Regions from separate parts of the Homo sapiens genome. Here region 2 is linked to region 1. The links are chromatin contacts, found by Hi-C in ENCODE. All regions are on one chromosome and are shown on one strand. Each heading gives the region's core, a stretch centred on a gene start or an enhancer-like site at or near the end of the contact. The rest is flanking DNA. Distances are from core to core; before and after follow the strand shown. Region 1 holds the start of NOM1 (nucleolar protein with MIF4G domain 1). Region 2 holds the start of PAXIP1-DT (PAXIP1 divergent transcript).

Region 1 (7,010 bases), core at 1,990-4,489:
GATGGAAGACCAGGTGAATGTGTTTCTGCAGAGAGGGGACATAAGCCAGTCCTTCCAACACTGTCCTTAGACGGACAAAGAACCTCTGCCCCTTTCCTTCCTGCTTCTCAGAATAACAATGTGAGCATTTGGGCTGCTCTCAAACCCTAAAGGGATTCAAAGTAGCCAACAGTCGGGTATCCTCTCCTTCTCGAGGTATGGGTCTCATGGGTCTCGGTGCATCAAGCCAAGAACAGAAAGGATCCAATCGACTGTCCCCATCACTTCTATTTGAATTGCTGGGATAATTCCTACATTTTAGGAAACAGACAACCTCTCTAAGTGACACAGTGTAACAACACTACAAGGTCACCTGTTAAGTAGACCTTTTACATGTTTCTTCAGCCTTTCTAGTTCTTCCTTTTTCTTGAAGTCCACTGTCTCCTCAGCTTGCCTCACATGAGGTGGGATGTACTTTTCACCACTTCCACAAAGACTCTGCTTGAAAAGAGAAATAAATTACAAAAAATTTACACTGACCAAATCCTGTGTTTTTTCTTTGCCATATGTGTATTTAAATATTAAACTTCCAAGAACTGGTGGAAGCTGCTACTGATCATTGCTGCTTAAATACATCAGATTTATTGAGTGCTTAGTATATGGGTAAACATTCCACTCACCAGGCTGTGCCTGTCACTATTCCCATTAATGCTATTAATAATACATTTCACCATCTCGTTTTCCCCTGTGTAGCTCTTCAGACCCAGCTGTGCACCTCTGGTATCTGCTCAACTCCAACAGAGCCCTATCTACTGCGCTTTTGCTCGGCCTTAACTTACTGCAGGCACAGTAGCATACAAGAACCTAAATTAAACAAACCGCTAATTTTGGAGGGAAAGTGTCCTAAAAACAATTTCAAACTTGTTTAAAAGTAATATCTAAGTTTATATGATAAAAATCAAAACCGGCCGGGCACGGTGGCTCATGTCGGTAATCCCAGCACTTTGGGACGCTGAGGCGGGCGGATCACGAGGTCAGGAGATCAAGACCATCCTGGCTAACACAGTGAAACCCCATCTCTACTGAAAATACAAAAAATTAGCCGGGCATGGTGGTGGGCGCCTGTAGTCCCAGCTACTTGGGAGATGAGGCAGGAGAATGGCATGAACCTGGGAGGCGGAGCTTGCAGTGGGCGGAGACTGCACCACTCTACTCCAGCCTAGACGACAGTGCAAGACTCAGTCTCAAAAAAAAAAAATCAAAACCAACTCACTGCTATTTCCTAAATTATCAAGGGGGGTGGTGGTGTTTGCAAATCATTAAGGACACAAACATTTGCAAGGCACGATCCTCACTGCTAGGTAGTTTAAACCTGGTTCAATAAAGAATATTTGTATACATAGAAGCTGAATATTTACATACATAGAACTAGTGCGATGTGGGGAGAAGGAAATGCAGGCAATTCCACACAGCTGCCTCCAACCATGAGCTACATGCAAAGGAACGCTGAGATAAAATATGCAAGATGACAGCCCATGAATGCCTTGATTGCTACGTCCTAGATTCTGAACTTTTTTTTTTCTTTGAAACAGAGTCTGGCTCTCTCGCCCAGGCTAGAGTGCAGTAGCGCGATCTCGGCTCAGTGCAACCTCTGCCTCCCTGGTTCAAGCCTCAGCTTCCCAAGTAGCTGGGATTACAGGCGCCTGCCACCACGCCCGGCTGTTTTTTGTATTTTTAGTAATGACGGGGTTTCACCACGTTAGCCAGGCTGGTCTCAAACACCTGACCTCAAATGATCTGCCCCGCCTCAGCCTTTATCTTTAATTCAATGTTGGACTTTATCTAAGGGAGTGCTGTAAATTAGCTTCGAGTTTTAGAAAATTCACTCTAAAAGTCGGGCACGGCAGATGTCCTCGGATACTCGAAAGAGGCCTTAACAGATGAGGTAGGGTTAACAGGTTTAGAGACCTGGGCTGGTAAACACAGAATGAAGATGCTGCACTGTGGAAATGGCCCTTAAGTCCCCGGGATAAAAATGTCTCTATATTGCTTTTCTCCTAAACTTTACATTATGAAAATTTAAAAACATGAAAGAAGACCGAATAGAGTAACGTACTCGATTTACTCACATTCAGCTGAAACCATTATCAAGACACCAAGTCTGTGTCATTTCTGCCTCACGCCCCATTCCCTGTCCCGTTATTTTGAAGGAAATCCCAGAGGGCCTAGAGAGTGTTCACACGATACCTTATCCGTTATGTCACCGTCCTCCGAGGAATTTTCACTCTTTTCTTCATCTTCTGCAAAACGGACTCTCTTCCCCCTCCTTTTCTCCTGCGCTCCCTTTTCCTTTTCTTCCCCCTGTTCCTCTTCTGTATCCTCGTCGTCGTCCTCGCTCTGCGCTTCTGCTTCCTGCGCCTTCTTTTCCTTTTCTACGTCTCCCTCCTCCTCCTCCTCACTTTCGTCCTGGGAGTCACTCTCTAAGTCACTTTCGGGGAGTGTCTGTCCGGCATCTTCCTCCTCCTCACCACTGCTGTCGTACAAGCCGCTATTTTTCCCAGACTCCAGGGCTCCCAGAATATAGTCAAGACCGTCGCGTGCAAAGCTCAGCGGCACGGAGCTGCTGCCGTCCTTCTTTTTGCGCTTGTTCAAACCGAGGCAACGCTCCAGCTTTCGGATCTCTCGGTCCTCCTCCTCGTTCGCCGCTAAAAGCGCCCGTTTCCGGGCAGCGGCGGTGGCGGCTGCGGAGGGTCTGGTCTTTGCGGTGGCGGCCGTGGCCTTGGCCTTGACCCGGGACGGCCGCGGCTTCCTGGGAGGCGAGGGGTCCCGACTAGGGGCTGGGCGGGCGCGCTCCTCCGTGTCCTGCCGGTGACCGCTGGCTTCTTCGGCTCCGCTTCGGCCTCCCAGGCCGGGACCCTGTTCGGGGCCCGCCGTCCTCTGCAGCCGGCGTGCTTTCCGCAGGTGCCGCTTCTCCTTCCTCAGTTCCTTACGGCTTTTTCTCCCTCCCGGGCGAAAGCTCACCGGGGCGCCGCGCCCCTCGCAACCCCCGGGAGCCTCGCCTTCCGAAGTCGCGTGCACGAACTCCTCCACCGCTAGCTTCAGCCTCTTCAGGGCCTTCTCCCCACCGCCAGCAGGACCGCGGCGCGGCCCGCGCCCGCCTCTGCGCTTCATGCGGACCACGCGTCCCTGGGAGCCGCCCGGGCCGGCCTCTCCCGCGCTCCTGGACGCCGCCATCTTTCGAAACGCGTGGACGCACGACTTCCGGCCGAGGCGGGACTTCCGGGGAAGAGGCGGCTGCGCGGGGCGGGCGGGCGGCGCCCCCTGCTGGCCGGAGGGCGACAGCGTGCAGAGCTGCGCGGAGCCGGGTGCGGGGGCAGCCGGGCAGGTGGCGCCCGGGGCAGGCGCGCCCGCGGGTGGGCGCCGCGTGGACGTCAGGCTCGCGATGAGCATGGAGGTGCCTTCACATTTAAAAGGGAAATCCGGCCGGGCGCGGTGGCTCACGCCTGTAATCCCAGCACTTTGGGAGGCCGAGACGGGTGGATCACCTGAAGTCAGGAGTTCGAGACCAGCCTGGCCAACCTGGTGAAACCCACCCACCCCCCTACAAAAATTAGCTGAGCGTGGGGGCACGCGCCTGTAATCCCAGCTACTCGGAGGCTGAGGCAGGAGAATCGCTTGAACCACGGAGGCGGAGGTTGCAGTGAGCCGAAATGGCGCCATTGCACTCCAGCCTGGGCGACAGAGCGAGACTCCAAAGGGAAATCCTCGCGTATGATGGAGGGGAGACTCCGCGCGGGTCGGCGCGGTGCCGGAGGTTGGCGGCGGCGACGACGCTGGGATGCGCGGGCCCCAGGTTCGTGTCCGCCCAGGACCCAGGAATGCGACCTTATTTGGAAATAGGGCCTTTGCAGATGTGGTCGAGAGGAGCCCTCGTGGGTTAGGACTGGCCCCAGAGCCAGCGTTCTCCTGAGAAGCAGGCTCTGGATACGGACCAGGGAGACGCCTGTGGCCCCCAGGCGGCCGAGGACCCCTGAGGAGCCGGCCCTGCCCAGGCTGGGTTTGGACGCTGGGCCCCGAGGGCAGAGCGTTTGAGGTTCCTCTTTACTGGGTAACTTGAACCGGGAAGCGAACGCAGAGGCCGCGCAGTTTGCGTCTGGATTTTTGGGAAGCCCGGAGGCGCAGGAGCAGCCTCGCCTAGCAGTGAGCTGGGGGAAGACGGGGCTGCTGCTGTGGGGTTCTCGGCCTGACCAGGGGCCGCTTCTCTTCCCGGACAGCTTCAGAAGCTTCATTTCCACAGAGTTCCCACCCTTGACTTAATTTAATTTAATTTAATTTTTTTTCTTTTTTTTTTCTTGAGACCGAGTCTCACTCTGTTGCCCAGGCCGGAGTGCAATGGCGGACCAAAGTGCTGGGATTACAGGCAAGCCACCGCGCCCGGCCCGTCCTTGACTTTAAAATGATTTAATTTTTGTCAACTTGTCAGCTCAAAATGGCATCTTGTCATTTAGTTCCTGATGAGAGTGGGTGTCTTTGTTCACTGGCCATTTGTATTTCCTCCTCTGTTTATGGCCTTTGTCCATTTTCCTTATAGGTTTTACGAATTTTTTTAAATATAAAATTTATTTAATATAAATTTAAAGTAGAGACAGGGTCTCCCTGTGTTGTCCAGGCAGGTCTCAAACTCCTAAGCTCAAATCCTAAAGTATTGGGATTACAGGTGTGAGCCACCACACCCGGCAAGGAATTCTTTACAAATAAAAAATTTTGAATAATCCTCTGTATCTCCTATGTGCAAATATTTTCCTCTCTCAAATATTTAAGGTACTTTAAAAAAATAAGTAATTTAATTTTTAATAAGCAATATACTCTATGTACAGGGTCCAAAATTCAAAAGGTACAAAAAGATATAAATGAAAAGGTCAATTTCTGTGCTGTGCCTGTCCACAAGCCACCCAGTTCTCCTTCCATGAAGCAGCAATATATCATTCTGAAGTGATCTTCCCAATAGATTCTATACTCAATGAAGCATAAATAGGTGTGTGTGCTGTGTCTCATGAGTGCTAGTTTACAAAACACTGTTCCACATCTTGCTTTTTTCATTTAACAATGTATCTTGTAGACCATCCTGCAGCAGAGGGAGGGACCAATGGACCTTCCCTGCCACCATCATAGCTGCCTGGATTATTGCAAAGGCCTCTGTCTGGTCTCTCCACTTTCATCCCCTCAACCCTTCAGTCTGCTCTCCACATAGCAGCCAAAGGCATGCTTTTAAAATATGAAAATAGGACCACGTGGCTGCGTGCCAGCTCACTCTCCAGGAACGCTGGAGGTCCTGCTGGATCTGCCCTCACCTCATCTCCTGACCCTGTCTCCCCTCTCTCCCGCCGCTTCCCGCCGCTTCCCCCCGCTCCAGCGCAGGCACAGGCTCCTGGTCCTTTCTGATCCCAGCCTTTGCTCAAAAGTCTCAGCGAGTCCATCCTGACAACCCTGTTTGAGGCTGCAGCAGCCTCAAAATCCTGTTTCCTGTCATCCTATTTCCTTGGCACTTCCCTCCCCATTTGACTTATGTGTTTGTTGTCTCCTTCTCACCAGGGCATGACTTCTGGTCTGTGGATTTGTCCCCAGGGTTAGTGGCACTCGGTAAATAGACATGAATGAATGGATGCTTTGTTATTTTTTATTGGCTGCAAAGTCAGTGATGGAGAGGCCGTCCATCATTTAGTGACACAGCCCCTGCTGATAGTTTTTATTCCCACACATTCATACTAAAAATGATGCTACAATGAATAGCTTTCCACACACAGCATTTCATGTGAGAGTACAGTTTAAGGGATATATTCTTAGAAGTGTGTGAATTCTGAAATTGATGGTGTGTATTTTGTAAATTTGATAAATATTGCTTAAGGACCATCCATGGAAGTTGCATCAATGAATGAAAGTTATGAAACTTATCTTTGCCAATTTGATGGAAGAAAAAAATCTCATTAAGTTGAATTTGCATGTTCCTCAGTAAAAGTGGAGCTGACCATCCTTCATATGCTTATGAGCCATTTCCATTTCATTTCTGCAAAATTGCGATTCATATCCTTTGCCCATTTTTCTATGGTTTATGACAGTCTTTTCTTACAGAAGCTCTTTACATATTAAGGAAATTGGCTCTTGTTCATGACATGTTGCAAATATGTATTTTTCTCTAGTTGACTAGTTTCATTTTTATTTTTTTGCCATGGACGATTAAAATTTCTTTTGCATTGTTAAAATTATCAGTCTTTATGACTTCTAAAGTTTTGTATTATACTTTGAAAGCTCTTCCCCACTCAAGGATTTTTTTTTAAAGATTCCCCCCCTTCCTTTTAGAGATGAAGTTCTCTCGATGTTGCCCAGGCTGGAATGCAGTGGCTCTTCACAGGCAGGATCATAGCTTACCATGGCCTCAAACTCCTGGGCTCCAGTGATCCTCCCACTTCAGCCATCCTGCCCAGCTATTTTTATTTTTGTTTTTTAAGGGATGCTATGTTGCCTAGACTGGTCTCAAACTCCTGGCCTCAAGTGATCTTCCCGCCTCAGCCTCCTGAGTATCTGAGATTACAGTCACGAGCCACCATACCTGGCTCCTAAAATACTTAATCTTTGACCAATGTATTTTTTATTTTGATGTATAAAACAAGGTAAGACCAACCTATTTTTTCCCCAGAAAATGCCAATGCCAGTACATTTTAATGAAAAATCTACCTTTTCTCCACCAATTTGAAACACCATCTTGATAATACAGCAGTTTTTAAAATGTATTTGAGCCTATCTCTGGGCTCTCTTTTTCCTAATCTTCCAGCATGTGTATGCCTCGGTGCTCTACTGCTTTAACTATTATGGCTCTATAACGTAGTTTAATATCAGTCTTCTCATTCCTTGTTACTCTTCATTTTCGTAATTGTTTTCTTTAGTGCTTTTGTTTTAAAAAAAACTTTATCTTTATTTTTATATATTTTTTGGAGACAGGGCCTTGCTCTGTTGCCCAGGCTGGAGTGCCATGG
Region 2 (7,010 bases), core at 1-2,500, 1.9 Mb after region 1:
GAACAAAGGCCAACTTAAAGCCTGGAAAGTGATCTAATCTGTTAAATTAGTGTACCGCAGAGTAATTTTGAAAGCCTTCTCGTTTTGTTTTGTTTTTTTTCAGAGACAGAGTCTCGCTCTGTCGCCCAGGCTGGAGTGCAGCGGCGCGATCTCGGCTCATTGCAACCTCCCCCACCCGAGTTCAAGCCATTCTCCTGCCTCAGCCTCCTGAGTAGCTGGGACTACAGGCGCGTGCCGCCACGCCCGGCTAATTTTTTGTATTTTAGTAGGGACGGGGTTTCACCGTGTCGCCCAGGCTGGTCTCGAACTCCTGAACTCAGGCAATCCGCCCACCTCGGCCTCCTAAAGGATAGGATTACAGGCGTGAGCCACCGCGCCCGGCCCCTTCTCTTTTTTAAAACCAATTTCACTAACATTTACTTAAAAATGATTTTCTGCTTGGCAGAAGTGACTTAAGGCATGTGGGGGAGACACTGCGGGTCTGTCTCAGATTCCTTTAGACACCAATGCTCCACAGTTTTACGACTAGGTAATAGTCCGATAATCACCCATGAGTTCCTGGACTCCGGTTTGTTGTGGGATTGGAAATAAACGAGAAAGGCTGCGTTCATCATCATGGCCTTAATTTCTTCTCCCAACTTCCGGTCGTGCAGGTGTCTTGGGCAGGTGATCCCGAGGCCACTCTGCCGTGTTCTGTGAATCTTGGCGGAAGGGAGGCGAGCTGTAAATAAAAGCGTGACCATTAGAATCGCCGCTGTGTAGTATTAACCTGTTGAGCGCGGGGCTTCCCGGGGCTGGAGCTGCACCGCGGGCTCTGCTGTCTGGGACTCTCCTCCAGCGCGGACCCGACAGGACGCCAGGGACCAGGCCGGTCCGGCCGGGACAGCGGGGCCTCGGGCAGCGACGGGGCCGGGCCTCCCCCCAGCACGTCCCCAGCTCGGGCACTGAGGCCTTGCGGAGACCCCAGGACTCGCCGCGGAGGCCACCAGTGCGCGTCTCGCGTGGCGCTACGGCCTCGGGAATTCCGTCACGGCATAGCCGGGTCCAGCGCGGTGTAGACCGGGGCCCCGCGCCTTGCTCGGCCAGAGCGGCTCAGGTACTACTCCAGGTCCGGCCGCACTCGCGGCCACTGCGAACAGCCGGGACACCCAATCCCACTCCGCCCAGGGCCAAGAAGCCCGAGGAGGCCGCAGAACCGCTCCCGCTCCCACTCGCGGCCCCAAGGCCCCACCCCCCCCTCCGCCGCGCGCATGCGCCGCCCCCGAGCAGCCGCATGTGGCGACGGGAGGGGCCTGCCAGCTCCCCTCCTCCCCGGGACCGGCTCACTCCGGCCCCGCCGAGGGGGGAGCTGGTTTCCCCTCGTCCTCGGGGCCCCCTCGTTGCAGAGCGGCGGCCACGGAACCGCAAGGGCCAGAGCGGGCTGCCGGCGCCAGCTACCCCGGAGCCGTGGCTGGCGGCAGAGGCGCGGGGCGTCACTGGAGGCCGGGCGGCTCCTCGGCGCTCCCCCTCGGTGGCCGGGGCGGGATGGTGCGTCCCGCAGGGCGCGCGCGGCTCCCGCGCTTCGGGCGCTCGGCGCGGGCGCGGGCGGGGGCGCGGAGGGCGGGGGAGCGGACCCCGATTCGCAGGACCGGGCCCGGGCTGCGCGGGCAGGGCCGTTGGCGGGGCGAGTGGGGGCGCCGGGCGCCGCGGGGGCCGGGGGCGGGGGGTGGGCGGGGCCGGGCGCCGCCGCGGAGCCTCCCGGGCCGCCGCGATCATGTCGGACCAGGCGCCCAAAGTTCCTGAGGAGATGTTCAGGGAGGTCAAGTATTACGCGGTGGGCGACATCGACCCGCAGGTACCGCGCCCGCCCCTGCCGCGGCCTCCTCCCCCGTCCGCGTCCCCGTCCGTCCCCGTCCCCGTCCCCGTCCCCGCTCCTGCCGCGGGCGCGCGCCGGGCGCAGAGCGTCGGGTCCGCCGAGGCCGCTGGCCTGACTGCGCTGAGGGCAGGGGCGACCGCGGGGTGGGCGCGGGAGGCCCGGGCCCGGGGGAGTGCGGGAGGGAAGGCGGCTGGGGCTCTGTACCTCGGCCCCTAGTGCGCGCCCTGAGCCCCCGGCCTGCGGCCCTGGGGTCGCCGCCCCCGACCCACCGGGCCGCCTCGTTCTCTGCTCCTTTGCTGAGCGGGACGGGCGCGGGGTCGCGTCTCCCCATTCCCCGCGCCGGGCGTCTCGGCTCCCGGGAGAGCAGCTCCGAGGGCGGACGAGGGGCGCCGGGATCCCCAGCCGGGGCAGCTCGCGCGGGGACCCCAGCCTCGCTCGGCCGGCGGGGGTCGTGGCCGTGCACCGGCTTGGCCGCCTCCGCCACCCGGGCAGCTGCCGTCCTGTGCGGGGCTGAGGAGCGCTCCCTTCCAGCCTGTGTCCCTGCACGTGGGGGCTGGCATTCGTCTTCCTTGATTTTCCCACTTGGACGATTAATTTTACGGTACCCTGGTAACACCATCACATTACACATTTAATTTTGTGTAGTTTGGGCTCACGCCAAAGGATATTGTGGGTTTTCCTTAGTATTCCTATAATAATATATCTGTTTGATGTCACACAGTTATCAGTCCGTGGTAGGAATGCATCTTAGTTGAATATCCTCTTCAGGTTAATCTTCAAAATATTTCCTTCTTAAAAGTTTAGCTGTACAGTTGTGTTGCCTTGGGTGTGACATCAGTGGCCCCCACCTTGGAGGATGGGGATCCCCAGTGATCAGAGTTAGGCCTGGAAGGGCGGAGACTCATATTTCGCAGATGAACTTGGATGGTGTAGAAGGAATTGTAGAAGGCTGAGTGATCTTGGCCTTCTTGAGGTTCGTCCTTGTAACAACTTTTTGGACCCTTTTTGCCCTGTAACTTTAGGGTAAAGAGACTTCAAGGCCGGGTTTACCCCTGTAATCCCAGCACTTTGGGAGGCCAAGGCGGGTGGATCACCTGAGGTCATGAGTTCGAGACCAGCCTGGCCAACATGGTGAAGCCTCATCTCTACTAAAAATACAAAAATTAGCCGGGCGTGGTGGCGGGCGCCTGTGGTCTCAGCTACTCGGGAGGCTGAGGCAGGAGAATTGCTGGAACCTGGGAGGTGGAAGTTGCAGTGAGCCGAGATCGCGCCACTGCACTCCAGCCTGGGCAACAACAGCTAGACTCCGTCTCAAAAAAAAAAAAAAAGCCTTCTATCTTTGAATTTACAGAGTAAAACAGTTGCTGAACACGGAGCGATGAAGATGAGTGCCTGTAACAGTGTTAGCTTTTTCCAGTATTGATGATTCCCCCGCCCCTCTTTTTTTTGTTTGTTTTTTTGTTTTTGTTTTTTGCTATCCACCATTTTTCTCTTCCCCCTCCTTCCTAGCCTTCGTGTTTCATTTTAGGACTTTGGCTCTTATAGGGGACTTGAACCAAATGTTACTTAAAACCTGGAACAAGTTGAACTGGAACCATATTTACTCGACTTTGAATCAAATCTAAGTGCTTAAAAATGTCCTTGGCAAACCACTTTCATCTGAAACAGTATATTTTCTGAAAAGTTTTGAGCCTGGACATCTGATTCTCTGACTCTTATGACTGTGGATTATAAGTTCACATGTTGACCATCTAATATGAGGCAGGCATGGACTAGGTGCCAGGTATAATACAGAGGTGAAGAGGACATGGTACCTGCCCTTTAGCGCCCCTCATTGGTGGGGGAGGGAGCACACCTGGACATATCACAGTACAAGGTGTAGCAGATTTCTCCACTGGGGTGCAAAGTAGACACCACTGAAATGTCACTCAGTAGATGTCATTTCAGTTGGGTTTTGAGATAAGCAGAAGTTAAGAACATGAAGGAATATTTTCATGTGGAGCGTATGTGCTGAGGAATGAAGGCATTCATGCGTTTGGGATACATCAGGATGATCACTATATCTGGAACAGAGTGATATGAGATAAATCTATTAAGATACTCAGTAGTGTGGAGATTGAAGAGAAGCTATTGGTTTTGGCATCCTCAAAGTTCGTGAAAACCGAGTAAAGTGTTTTTGGTAGAGTGTTGGTGGAAGGGGCTGGATTGCAGGGAGTTGAAGAGTGAATGGAAACTGAGAACAGAAAGGTTAGACTCTTCAGGAAGTTTGTCCTGAGAAGGAAATAGAGAAGGTGCCTGAGGAAGAGAGGGCTGGGGAGGGATCTGTGTTGCATCACAAGCGCGTGGAAGGATGTGGGTGACTTTACTGTTTACAGGTGGAGGGAACATAGCTATGGACAGGGAAACTCATGAAGAAGGGAGTAGGATCAGAAACAGACTGGAGGATAGGAAAAGGAGGGGTGCCTTTTCTGAAGACCAGTCGAATGGATGCGTGAAGCTAAAAATGCTTAGAGGTCAAGGGAAGGAAGAAAGGTAAAGTGGCCCATGGCCAGTGACCGCTGTTTTTTCACTTACTAAATATTGAGCCTCTGCTCTAGTTCATATCTATTAGTGGTCGGTAAAGTATTCTGAAAAGGTTGTCTAGCTTGTGGGTGACTTTATTTTTTTTTGAGGTTGGAGCAAAAGTTTAATAAGTGAAAGAAGAAAGCTCTCTGCTGCAGAGAGGGGACCTGGAAGAGCGTTGCCCTGGTGGGTCACTTGAGCTTTGTGGGCACCATGTCACTTTGACAGTTGGTGTGCACTGTCAGCTTAGACACTGCCCACCTCTTCTGAAGCACTTGACTGTCGACTGTTCCTTAACCCTCACTTCCTTGGCTTCTGTTGACGCTCCTCTCCTGTGATACTGCACTTCCCTACCTGTCCCTGAAGTATCAGTTGCTGTGTCTGCTCTCTAGCTCCCCTCCCATTCTGCACTGCGACCACCTTCACGCTCATGGCTGTGGCTCCCATCTATGTAACAATGCTGATGACTTTCTGTCAGGGAGATCCACATCTTTTCCTAGCTGCAACTGGATGCCTCTTGCCAGATATTAACACGACCCCCAAAGAATGGCATGCCCAAACTAAAACACGTCCTTGTGTCCCCACCTGCCAGCCTTCTGATGTGTTCCTCAGTGAGTGGTACTCACCACCATTTCAGTCTGGACTTTGCTCTTTTGCTTATACCCCTTCCAGACACCAAGGCTTGCCGATTCTCTCACATCTTCCTCCTTTCTGCCCATCAGGACATCACTTTAGTGGATGCCTCTTTCACCTGGGTTATTGCACTTGTTTCTTAACAGGTCTCTTGTCTTTAGTCATCTAGCCAACCAAACACAGCCAGCCCACCCAATCCTTTCTTTTCACATGGACTGTCATCTTTGTATGAAATCTGTGCTACTTTTCCTGTGTGAAATCCTTCAGTGGCCCTGCATATACCCCAGAATGAAGCACAGACTTTTTTGCATAGTGTGTAAGAAAGCCCATTTACGGTCTGCTCTGTATTCACCTGTTCAGTGCCTTCAACACTGCTCCCTCTTCCTCGATGTATGGATTTTTGCCTAACACCCAGACGTTTATGAGGGTTCTGCTCACATATCTTGTCTTCCAGAATCTTTCCCTAATTATGAAACTCCCCATGTCCCAGTCTTTAAGTTGGAAGCTCAGGAGCACCATGTGCGTGGCCCCACCGCAGCAGTGGTTGTGCTGTCTCCTGGTTTGTCCAGCCCATCTGTCTTGAGGACAGACCATGTCCACTACTGGACTCACAATAGCCTCCATTACTTGGTCATTGACTTGGTCAGTGAATCAAGATTTGCTGCTTTTGATTGTCCCCGAAAGTTTCATTGGCATATTATTCAGAGTAAAAGGCTGTTAGTTTTTATGTGGGGAATATGGTGTGTTTTTATTAAAAAGTACTATTATGCCCAATAATTATTTCTGTAATTCAAGAGTACAGTACAGTATTGCCCATTTTAATTTGTGTGGATTTTCTTGTTTTTTAGGTTATTCAGCTTCTCAAGGCTGGAAAAGCGAAGGAAGTTTCCTACAATGCACTAGCCTCACACATAATCTCAGAGGATGGGGACAATCCAGAGGTGGGAGAAGCTCGGGAAGTCTTTGACTTACCTGTTGTAAAGGTCAGTAGTAAACATAATTTGTTTTATATCTTTTCCTCAGTATCTTGCAAGCAGTACATTGAAGTTTCACTATAGCTCTTTTCAGGGTTTTTGCTAAAGTCCTGTTTTATTTTATTTTTATTTTTTATTTATTTATTTTTTTGAGCTGGAATCTCGCTCTGTTGCCCAGGCTGGAGTGCAATGGCACGATCTCAGCTCACTGCAACCTCCGCCTCCCGGGTTCAAGTGATTCTCATGCCTCAGCCTCCTGAGTAGCTGGGATTACAAGTGCCTGCCACCACGCCTGGCTAATTTTTGTATTCTAGTAGAGACAGGGTTTCAACATGTTGGGCCAGGCTTGTCTTGAATTCCTGACCTCAGGTGATCCGCCTGCCTCAGCCTCCCAAAGTGCTGGGGTTACAGGCATGAGCCACCGTGCTGGCCCTAAAGTCCTGTTTTGTGTGGAAAGTTGCCAGATAACTGTGGACATCTTTAACGTCTGAGTAACTTCCCTTAGCTTCAGGTCCTTTCAGCTAAACCAAGGTAGAGCATGGCTTCTGTATGTCGTAAGTAATCCTAGGCCATCCTTTATGCCTGCTGCAGAACTCGTCCCACGTTACCACTGCCTGGAAGTTTTCTGAGCCAGGGAAACCTGTCATGGGAAACAGATCTGATGCCTTGAATCAGATGGGTGTTTGAATTATTGTAAGAGTGTATTTCATTCCAAAAGCAGGCTAAGGCCTGTCGGGAGGTAACTCTAGGACAGGGTTACTTTCCATCCCGACTGTGGCAAGGTGTTCTGAATTTCAGTTAGCTGAAGGGCGTCCCCCATTAACTATGTTGTGGAACTCCTTTCTGACAAGAGTCACAATGGCCTTTAGTCACATTGTCTACCCACTGGTCGTCTGGGGTGTATCCAACTTGACCTATGGGTAATTTATTGCAGAGAATGAGGGATTCAGCTAGTGGAAGAATTGTTCAGATTTTGTTTATCCACC

What was found. A loop is a pair of places that touch in the nucleus more often than their neighbours do. Pooled maps may share reads with other maps.
Region 2: a loop to region 1 is called in a pooled map, with 17 times the contacts of the local background. The contact joins the promoter of PAXIP1-DT here to the promoter of NOM1 in region 1. A Hi-C loop is called at or near these places in 1 of 168 maps with a recorded cell type or tissue (breast epithelium), 1 of 37 single-sample maps with no recorded cell type and 8 of 50 pooled maps.

The regions. Positions count from the first base shown.
Region 1 is chr7:156,945,941-156,952,950 of GRCh38, reverse strand. It overlaps NOM1 (nucleolar protein with MIF4G domain 1), which reads right to left and starts at 3,239. Exons shown (of 11, transcript NM_138400.2): 1 at 2,227-3,239; 2 at 353-477. The coding sequence starts at 3,213. RefSeq lists silencers at 2,819-2,868, 3,149-3,498 and an enhancer at 3,559-4,087.
Region 2 is chr7:154,997,673-155,004,682 of GRCh38, reverse strand. PAXIP1-DT (PAXIP1 divergent transcript) reads right to left here and starts at 1,250. Exons shown (of 1, transcript NR_028090.1): 1 at 1-1,250. It overlaps PAXIP1 (PAX interacting protein 1), which reads left to right and starts at 1,559. Exons shown (of 21, transcript NM_007349.4): 1 at 1,559-1,834; 2 at 5,899-6,033. The coding sequence starts at 1,754. RefSeq lists an enhancer at 163-664 and silencers at 909-988, 1,009-1,698, 1,729-2,098, 2,269-2,418.